Regions from separate parts of the Homo sapiens genome. Here region 2 is linked to region 1. Evidence: read pairs that join two places in POLR2A ChIA-PET (ENCODE). Cell type or tissue: A673. All regions are shown on one strand. Links, peaks and the distances in the headings refer to the core of each region. The heading gives the core; the rest is flanking DNA.

Region 1 (4,403 bases), core at 194-4,193:
TCAATGAGCCACTACAAAGCCATCTTGTTTTAAATTACCTAAAAGTGATTCTCCATGTCTGGGAATTTTAGAATTACGTGAGAGGCTTACAGCTTTTTAGGCCACAGACCTCCTTCCCTCTTCTTCTTGCCCTTTTTCCTTTGTATGTTTCTAAGTGTCTATTGTCCCCCTTCCTCTCCCACTGTTCTAACTACTGCCTATAAATAATTCTCTTCCAGGACCATTTCTACCCGTTATGTCAAGAACCACTGAGCTACAGTGTTAATGCTTGGCCAGTTACATTGCCCAGTGGCTTGACATTACATTCATTGCCAGCAATAATTATGAACATTTTTAGCCTAAAATATTTAAATAGTTATGAATTCCTGCCTATTCTACATATAGTTTCAATGATTAGAATTAGAGATCCTGTTTTCCCCCAGCAATATTATAAAACTAAATATCTTCCACATGATATCTTACTCTAACCTTGAGTTTTTAATCAATTAGTTAATTATATTTACTTGGGATTTTAGCCCTAATGGGTCCACATCACTTAAAAAAAAAAAAGTCTGTCCTCTGCTGAATATTCAGAGTTTAAAAATGGAGGTTTAATCTCTCTTGGCTGTTGAGTTTGAGCCTTCTGTTGGTTTCAATAATCTTTTAATTATTGCAGTATTGTGTGCTGAATTATTCTCACAGTGTTATTGTGGCAGGCCTGGATTCTTAGCCCAGAAAATTAGAATTGTTTTCTTCTCCAGCCCTTCTGACAATCATATTTTTATACCTGTTCACAGGTTTCCAAAGATTAAATGTGATCAACACTGATCTCCATATTTTCAATTAAAATCTTTGTGAAATACCACTTGATTTCCAGTTGAAGTAGTAGTAAACCATATTTTCTCAATGTATGTGTAACTTCTCCATATCCTACTATATATAGGTCAATGAACTGAAAATTTGGGTACCATTCAACTTGGGAAGACAACCAATATAAAACAAAGAAAAAGTTAACTAAGAACATTCTAGCTATTGCTGATAATCTGAAAAAAATTCTGGAATGCTCTGGGGGCAGGATTCAGTCTAGCAGCACGTATATAGTTTAGAGAAACTCTACAGGATGTAGATTTTGAAAATAAATAGAAACAAATAAATTTAACATTTATTAATTTATTGGACAACTACTGTGCTAAGTGATTTACATAAGATTTCATTTATTCCTTGTAAGAGTTGCATATTTTACAACTAGGTAAGGAGGTATTGACAGTTTTATAAATGAGGAGACTGAGGGCCAAGAGAGTTCAAATAACTTACCCTAGGTCACTACAAATAGCAAGATTCTATTTGATTCTAAAATTCTTTTCAGCAGACTAGTCTTACAAAATCCTCTGTTCAGTAGTTTGTATCTAAGTAGTTTAAATAACTGAGAGGGGAATTTGTTTCTAAACTTAAACACTGGAAATCAATATTGTGCTCTTTTGTTATATGCAGTATCTTAGGACTGCTGAAATTCTAATGGGTGAGGTTTCCCACTTGTCTGAAAGAGAGTATTGTACACTGATTGGGATTAGGAGATAATAGTTTAGTTGGCAGTTTCTTTGGACATTTGATATGGGCAGTAGAGAAGGAATAAATTAGCCATTTTGGAATATGGTGAAAATTAATAGTAAAATTAAATAGCACATAACTGAAAACACCCTTATCCTATAGGAAATAGGACACCCTTACCCTATAGGAAACTTTTGCTTAGATTGAAATATAAGCAGCAGTGCTCATATATTTACAGCAGTTTCAAATTCAAATGAATCCTACTTTAAAATGTGTTCTATCTATTCCACTGAATTGTTATCTGATGGGAAGGTGGAATGTAATGCAGTGGAATGTATCATTATCTGAAACAGGCATGGAGCAGTTTAGAAATTTGCTCAAGGTCACACAATTTAGCAGAGCTGAGATTCAAACTCAAGTGGCCTGGCTCCAAAGCCATTCTTCTAACCATGACACAACTTTTTTTCTTTTCTTTTCTTTTTTGAAACAGGCTCTTGGGGTCTTGCTCTGTCACTTGGGCTGGAGTGCAGTGGTGCAATCACGGGCCACTGCAGCCTTTATGTCCAGGCTCAAGTGGTCTTCCCATCTCAGCCTCCTGAGGGCCTGGGACCACAGGTGTGTGCTACCATACTTGGCTAATTTGATTCTTTTGTAGAGATGGGGTCTCACTATGCTGCCCAGGCTGGTCTCTAACTCCTGGGCTCAATCAATCCTCCCACCTGAGCCTCCCAAAGTGCTGGGATTATAGGCATGAGCCACTGTGCCCAGCGACCATCTCTTTAATATTTGCAAAGATTGATACAACACTGCCTCTTTAATATTTGCAAAATTAAACTTGCTGTCAGTATACATTTGTGAATTTGTTCTTCTTAGGTGGTTTCCAGAATAACATTTTATTTCACTCCCCATTTTCATGTTGGTTATTTGACAATCAGCTTGGATAAGAGAACCTTGTTACAGTTCTCATGACGTTGGCTTTTTAATTAAGAATATTCTTCAGTGAAAGGTGGGCTGGCTGCCAGGCCCATCTCTCAGTCCTCATGTTTGGCTCTGTCTTAAGATATCCTCATATGTTCCTCCCTACTTTGTGTTAGAGACATTTTGAGTCTCTCATTTCTGTGGAGATTGAGGCTTGCAGTTGGTTTTGCAGCGTAAGTGCACATAAAAGTTCTCATGTTTTTCTTGCTCTCTGTTCAGTTTACACCTAAGGAATGAATGCACTATGGAAGTAGAAAGGCTTTCTGGATGATTGTTCAGCAGACCTCAGAATTTCTCTTTTTTTTTTTTTTTTTGAGATGGAGGCTTGCTCTGTCACCCAGCTGGAGTGCAGTGGTGCAATCTTGGCTCATTGCAACCTCTGCCTCCTGAGTTCAAGTGATTCTCTTGTCTCAGCCTTCTGAGTAGCTGGGACTACAGGCACGTGCCACCATGCCCAGCTAACTTTCTGTATTTTTAGTAGAGACGGAGTTTCACTGTGTTAGCCAGGATGGTCACGATCTCCTGACCTGGTGATCCACCCACCTCAGCCTCCCGAAGTGCTGGGATTGCAGGTGTGAGCCACCGTGCCTGGCCAGAATTTCTCATTCTTATACCATAATCATATCATCAATAACCATATATGCTTTAGATGAGCTCATAATCTGTCAGGGTTGTTACAGGTATATGCTCTTGCTACCAAGATTCCTCTTCATTTGACTGGAACATGGACCTAAAGCAACCATGCATTTGAATCCAAAGAAAATGCCACAATGTAAAATAATGTTGCAGGTTCTTTCCTTTGAGGAAGATAAGCAAGATTAATGTGAAATGTGTAACTTCTCAAATTAGTGCTCAGGCTGGGCATGGTGGCTCACACCTGTAATCCCAGCACTTCGGGGAGGCTGAGGTGGGTGGATCACCTGAGGTCAGGAGTTTGAGACCAGCCTGACCAATATGGTGAAACCCCATCTCTACTAAAAATACAAAAATTAGCTGGGTGTGGTGGTGCACACCTGTAGTCCCAGCTACTTGGGAGGCTGAGACCGGAGAATTGCTTGAACCCAGGTGGCGGAGGTTACAGTGAGCCAAGGTCATGCTACTGCACTCCAGCTAGGTGACAGAGCAATACTCTGTCCAAAAAAACAAAAAAAACACAGTGGTCAGCACAGAATTACTCTGTCATTCTGAGGCCAAGCAAAGAAACTTTCGAGGCTGTTGGCATTCATAAAATAATAAAAATCACTGCTGTCTATTGATGTACCATGTGCCAGGCACCAAATCATGCACTTTATATACATACCCTCATTTAATCCTCACTGCTAGCTTATGAAGTAGGTATCTTTTTTTATATACATTAAATGAATTTAAAAACCTCACATTTGGAAGGATTAAGCAGCCTGCCTGTAGTTGTGCAACCAGAATTAGGCCTCAGGTCTATGGGACTCCAGAGCTCATGCTCTTAACCTCTGTGTTTCCCAATTGAACATCTGTCCTTAAGCACATTATTTAATGCCCTTCACTAAAGTATAGCATATAATATTAGAACTGCAGAACTACAGGATTCTCAAGGCCAACAGTTTTTACAAATAAAGAAAAGGTGCGCAAGAAAGATTAAGAGCTCCAAGTCACATGGCTAGTCAAGTACAGTCTTCCTCATGGCTCCTGTAGTGCCTGTTAACAGAAATTGTTTGATTCACAGGCTTATGTAAATCCTCACCTGTGAAACCTTCTCTAGGGGAGGGACAAGAAGCAGAAAGTAGGCTGCATTTTCTGGACCTGACTTCCCTGTTTTGCTTTATCTTAGGCAGCCAGAGATTAGACATATTTGGAATTATTTCATGCATCAAGAGAAGCAACTGGAATCCCTAGAGACATGAATACAACTTCAGGAAAGAAAT
Region 2 (4,403 bases), core at 286-4,285, 180 kb before region 1:
CCTGTGCTTTTTCCAAAGAGGGTTTTGAGGATTTCAATGTTTAAAGGGCAAAGAGCAGCAGGAGAAGGAGAAAAGGAAAATGGGGGTGGGAGTGGCAGGGGTAGGTAGTGAGGCAAGTGGTCACATTCTTGTGAGGTTGTCTTAGCACTCACTGAGTCCACATGTTACCTGTGAAAGGAGCAGGGAGAGAAGCAGTCAATTATACATTCATCTGGTGCTCAGTAGATCTGCATTTTACATAGGATAAAGTAAGCATAGAGAACAGGAGTTAAATATACATTTATCTCAGGGTAGGTGGAGGGATGATTTCTAGTCTGTCTTCATTCTGTATCTGTGAAGATAAGCTACACATTTACATTATCAAGGTGAGATTCAACAGAACTGTGTTTTAGGGGGCCAATGAGGAATTTCCTTGTGAGTAACTTGTGAGGGAGGCCACCTGGGGAGATGTGTGGCCTTCTATCACTCCAGCTATCTGTTTAGGAACAAAAAGAAGGCAGCTTTTGCATGACTCAGTTTCCAAGCTTAATGTTTTCTGTTAGCATAGTGAGTTTGGAGTCCCAAGATTTTTTTTCCTTTCACCCTCTGATCTCAAAGGTCCTAAATGTGGGGTGTCCTGTGGAGATTCTGAATTTGTCCCTTCCCTTTGCTCATGGAGAAGTTCAGTAAATCCCTGTCTATTTTGTGAGCAGTTCTGACTCCTCCCTCTACAGCAGGCTCATAGGTGATACAAGCTAATGTCAGTATCGTTAAGAAAACCTAGAATAGTAATACACAATTAATAATGTAATAGTAATAGCAACAATAATAATGCCACTGCCCTTCTGAAACCTCTCAGAAAAGCAAGAACACTTCTTTCCCAGAAGTCTCAAACAATCACCTTAAATCTCATCAAACCAAATTTGAGCACAAGCCCATTCTAGAGCCAATATCCATGGCCATGAGGTGGGACTATGCTGATTAAGCTGGGCTTGAGCCAGGGCCCCCATGACTAGAACCAGAGGCATTTTGAGCCAAGAGTGTGTAGAGCTTCATTTAAACTTACAAAGACCTTCTAGGGGTAGGGATGCAAACCCAAACAAGAGTGGCGTCATTTCCAAGAGAAAAGGGGATGAATGATGGGAAGATAGCCATAAAGTCCATAGCAACTAATACTATTTATTTAGTATTCATTGTATGTTGCCACAGTTTTAAGAAGTTTTTCACTTCATTGTCACAAAGACAATTAAGTTTCTTGGACAGATTCCAAGTTTATGCACATTTTCAGATGAGAATATTAACATTCAGAGAGGCTAAATGACTTGTTAAAGTCATACAGCTAGGAATTGGCAGAGCTAGTATTCAAATCTAGGTGGTCTGACTTCAGAGCTCAAACTCATTCAGCCTCATTCATAATAAAGCATTTTTAAGCTTAGCCAGAGCATGTTGAGGGAGACAGTGTCATCCTGGGCTTAGATCAAGGGACTCAGAGAATCAGATCCAATTAATTAGCACAACTTCCTCCCCACCTGTGGCTCTGTCATAGTCACCTCTCCAGGCAACCATTGGCCCCCCTTCCACTGGGCCCCTCCTACTTGCATTTACACCTCCCCTAGGACCAGAAGAAGGCCTTACAAGGTAAGTATTTCCTGTGAGCAATATCCCCATGTGATGGAGCAGCCTGCAGGAGGATACTGAAAAGGCTTCAGTTGGCTCACAAGATGGTGGGGGACAAGAATAGATGCCCACCCCAAGCAGTTGCTTTCCCTTGGATGTGATAAGACAAGATCTGATTACTACACAGAAATAGCTCTTATTACTACATCAGAAATAGGGTATTATGATAATTTCTGAGAATTGTTTTCATTAAAACCAAAAATTATAGCATGTAAGACATTAGCTAATAGCATTTGTAAGGTTGGCACAAGTGATTATTTCTAGTACCAGGAGATAATAGAAGGCTCTTGTAGTGATGACTAGACCACACAAAATATCACATCCACAGTCATGAATAGTATCTTATTCTGCCTGTCATTTCTCAAGTCGTATTTCTCTGCATAATCCAGTTTTTGTCCCTGTTTCTTCCCCGAAGAAGTGAGTGTTGGGAATTAAGCCAAGAATCTGTAGCAGGACAATTGACATAAACCTGGTGACTACGACTCCTCCTGACAGTGAGATCTTCTCAATCCATCTGATCTATTTGGTGACATTTATTTGGCAGGTTTAAAGGAGTGAAATACAGAGAGCTGTCTGGGTTTTGCAGGAAACTCTTGCCTCTTTATTATTCCTGTGTTCTCAGGTGGTGTCATGATTCATAATTCATTTTAAGCTGAGTATTTGTGGCTCTTATCAAACAAACCTTGTTAATTTCATCAAGTTGGGTCAAGTAAGGATAAAAGGAAGAAACTAAGAGAAAATTTAGTTGGAGCTATAAGCCTATAGACTGTTAGGAGTCATTCAGGAAGTGATAAATGCCAGTTAAAAGGTACTCATATTGTTTTCTGGTCTAAGCTGTGTTCATAAGCATTATAATCATTGGGTTTTTTTTTTTTGGTTTCTTTTTTGTTTGTTTGCCAGTCTTATTGCAGTATAATTGATAGATAAAAATTGTACATTTTAATTGAGCCGTGTTTAGGCTTCCAGTTTAAAAAATTAAATAAGCAATACAATGAGTTGTTACAGTATTTTTGAGACCTGTTTAAGGCAAGTTTCAGATGATTATAAATAAGCTTTTTGAGATTTCAGCATTTATTTATTTTGACCCATTTATATGGTTCGGTTATATCTCCACTCAGATCTCATCTTTATTGTAGTTCCAATAATCCCCACGTGTCATGGGAGGGACTAGATGGAGATAACTGAATCGTGGGGGCAGTTTCCCCCATCCTGTGATATCCTTGTGATAGTGAGTCAGTTCTCACGAGATATAATGGTTTTATGAGGGGCTTCCCCTTTGCTGGGCATTCATTCTGTCTTTCGCCACCCTGTGGAGAGGTGCCTTCTGCCATGATTGTAAGTTTCCTGAGGCCTTCCCAGCCATTCAGAACTGTGAGTCAATTAAACCTCTCTTATTTATAAATTACCCAGTCTTGGGTGTTTTTTCATAGAACCGTGAGAATGGAAGAATACAGCCATTCTATATATATTTGGTGAGTTCTTCCTATGTGTCCAGCACCACGCTAGTGTTGGAAAAGCTGATAAATATGACCAAACAGTTCCTACCTGCAGTGGACCTCACTATCTAATAAGAAAGAGAAAAAGAAATAAACATAATAATTTCAAATTTGTAAAGTTCTATAAGGTTTAATAACAGAGTGTCAAGAGACAGACTAACGTGGGAGGGAGGGAGGGAGGAAGGGAGCAGCCTTAGGTAGGGTAATCACGGAAGGCTTCTCTGGGGAGGAGGCTTGTAAATGGAGAAGGAGGTGGAACCATAGGAAGGATGAGAAGCCATGCAAATAGAGAAGAAAACAGTATTCCAGGAAGAGGAAACAGGATGTGAAAAGACCCTGCAGAGGTAAAGAGTCCTTTACTGAGCTAGAGAAGCCTGAATACAGGCACTATATTGGAGAGGGTGATACTGGAAACCAATAATTGAAATATCTATGAAACATTGAAGTGGAAATGTCAAGTAGGCAATTGGATAAAGAGTCTGGAGTCCACAAATAAGGTCAGGGCAATGCACAGTAGAGACCTGTTAGCATGTCCATAAACACTTTAAAACAATGTAGTGAAAGATTGCCCAGGAAAAGAGTACAGAGAAGAAACTCAGATATTGAGCTATCAGTGCAGAAGTAGGAGCCCACAGAAGAGTCAGCCCAGGAGGAGAAAAACTGGAGGAACGGCTTCTTTGAGAAGCCAAAGGAAGGGAGAGAGGGACCAGTTCAGAATGGTGGAATGATGAGCACATGCATTTCTCCCCTTTCTATACCAAGACTCTAGCAAAAAATAGCAACTTTTTTTAAAAATTTTCTCTTGAGAATGGCTCTTACTCTGTCTCCCAGGCTGGAGTACAGTGGCACAATCCTGGCTCACTATAACATTGACCTCCCTGGGCTTAGGTGATCCTGCCACCTCAGCCTCCCTAGTAGCTGGTACTACAGGCATGCACCACCATGCCTAGATAATTTTTGTATTTTGTATACAGATGGGGCTTTGCCATGTTGCCCAGGCTGGTCTGGAATTACTGAGCTCAAGTGATATGCTAGCCTTAGCTTCCCAAAGTACTGGGATTACAGGCATGAGTCACTGCACCCCACTGCAAATAATTTTTTTAAAGACAAAAACCACAACAACAAAGACATCAGGAGACAAGCCATCACAATGGCTTCATGTCAATGATTTCTAGAGGATGGAAAGCAGATGGAAGAGTGATTGAGTGTGACAGAGGAGGCCACAGCTCACAGAACACATAGGGGTGGCAG

Evidence for each region. Peaks named below come from ENCODE experiments on the same cell type or tissue, not always from the same donor. Only the 100,000 strongest peaks of a DNase experiment are listed, where the experiment ranks them.
Region 2: POLR2A ChIA-PET joins it to region 1 with 5 read pairs; 2 of 35 experiments call an interaction of 5 or more read pairs at or near these places.

What each region holds. Positions count from the first base shown.
Region 1 is chr5:96,710,332-96,714,734 of GRCh38, forward strand. All of the region lies in intron 3 of CAST (calpastatin), which reads left to right. LOC107986363 (a long non-coding RNA gene) reads left to right here. Exons shown (of 2, transcript XR_001742454.2): 1 at 1-2,142; 2 at 4,310-4,403. Among named protein-coding and RNA genes, the nearest start is that of CAST, 50 kb to the left of the region's middle. In A673, for the core only: no CTCF peak of the experiment used is centred there; no DNase peak of the experiment used is centred there.
Region 2 is chr5:96,526,854-96,531,256 of GRCh38, forward strand. All of the region lies in intron 4 of LOC101929710 (a long non-coding RNA gene), which reads left to right. It also overlaps a transcript of CAST not described here. Among named protein-coding and RNA genes, the nearest start is that of PCSK1, 96 kb to the left of the region's middle. In A673, for the core only: no CTCF peak of the experiment used is centred there; a DNase peak (open chromatin) is centred at 2,118.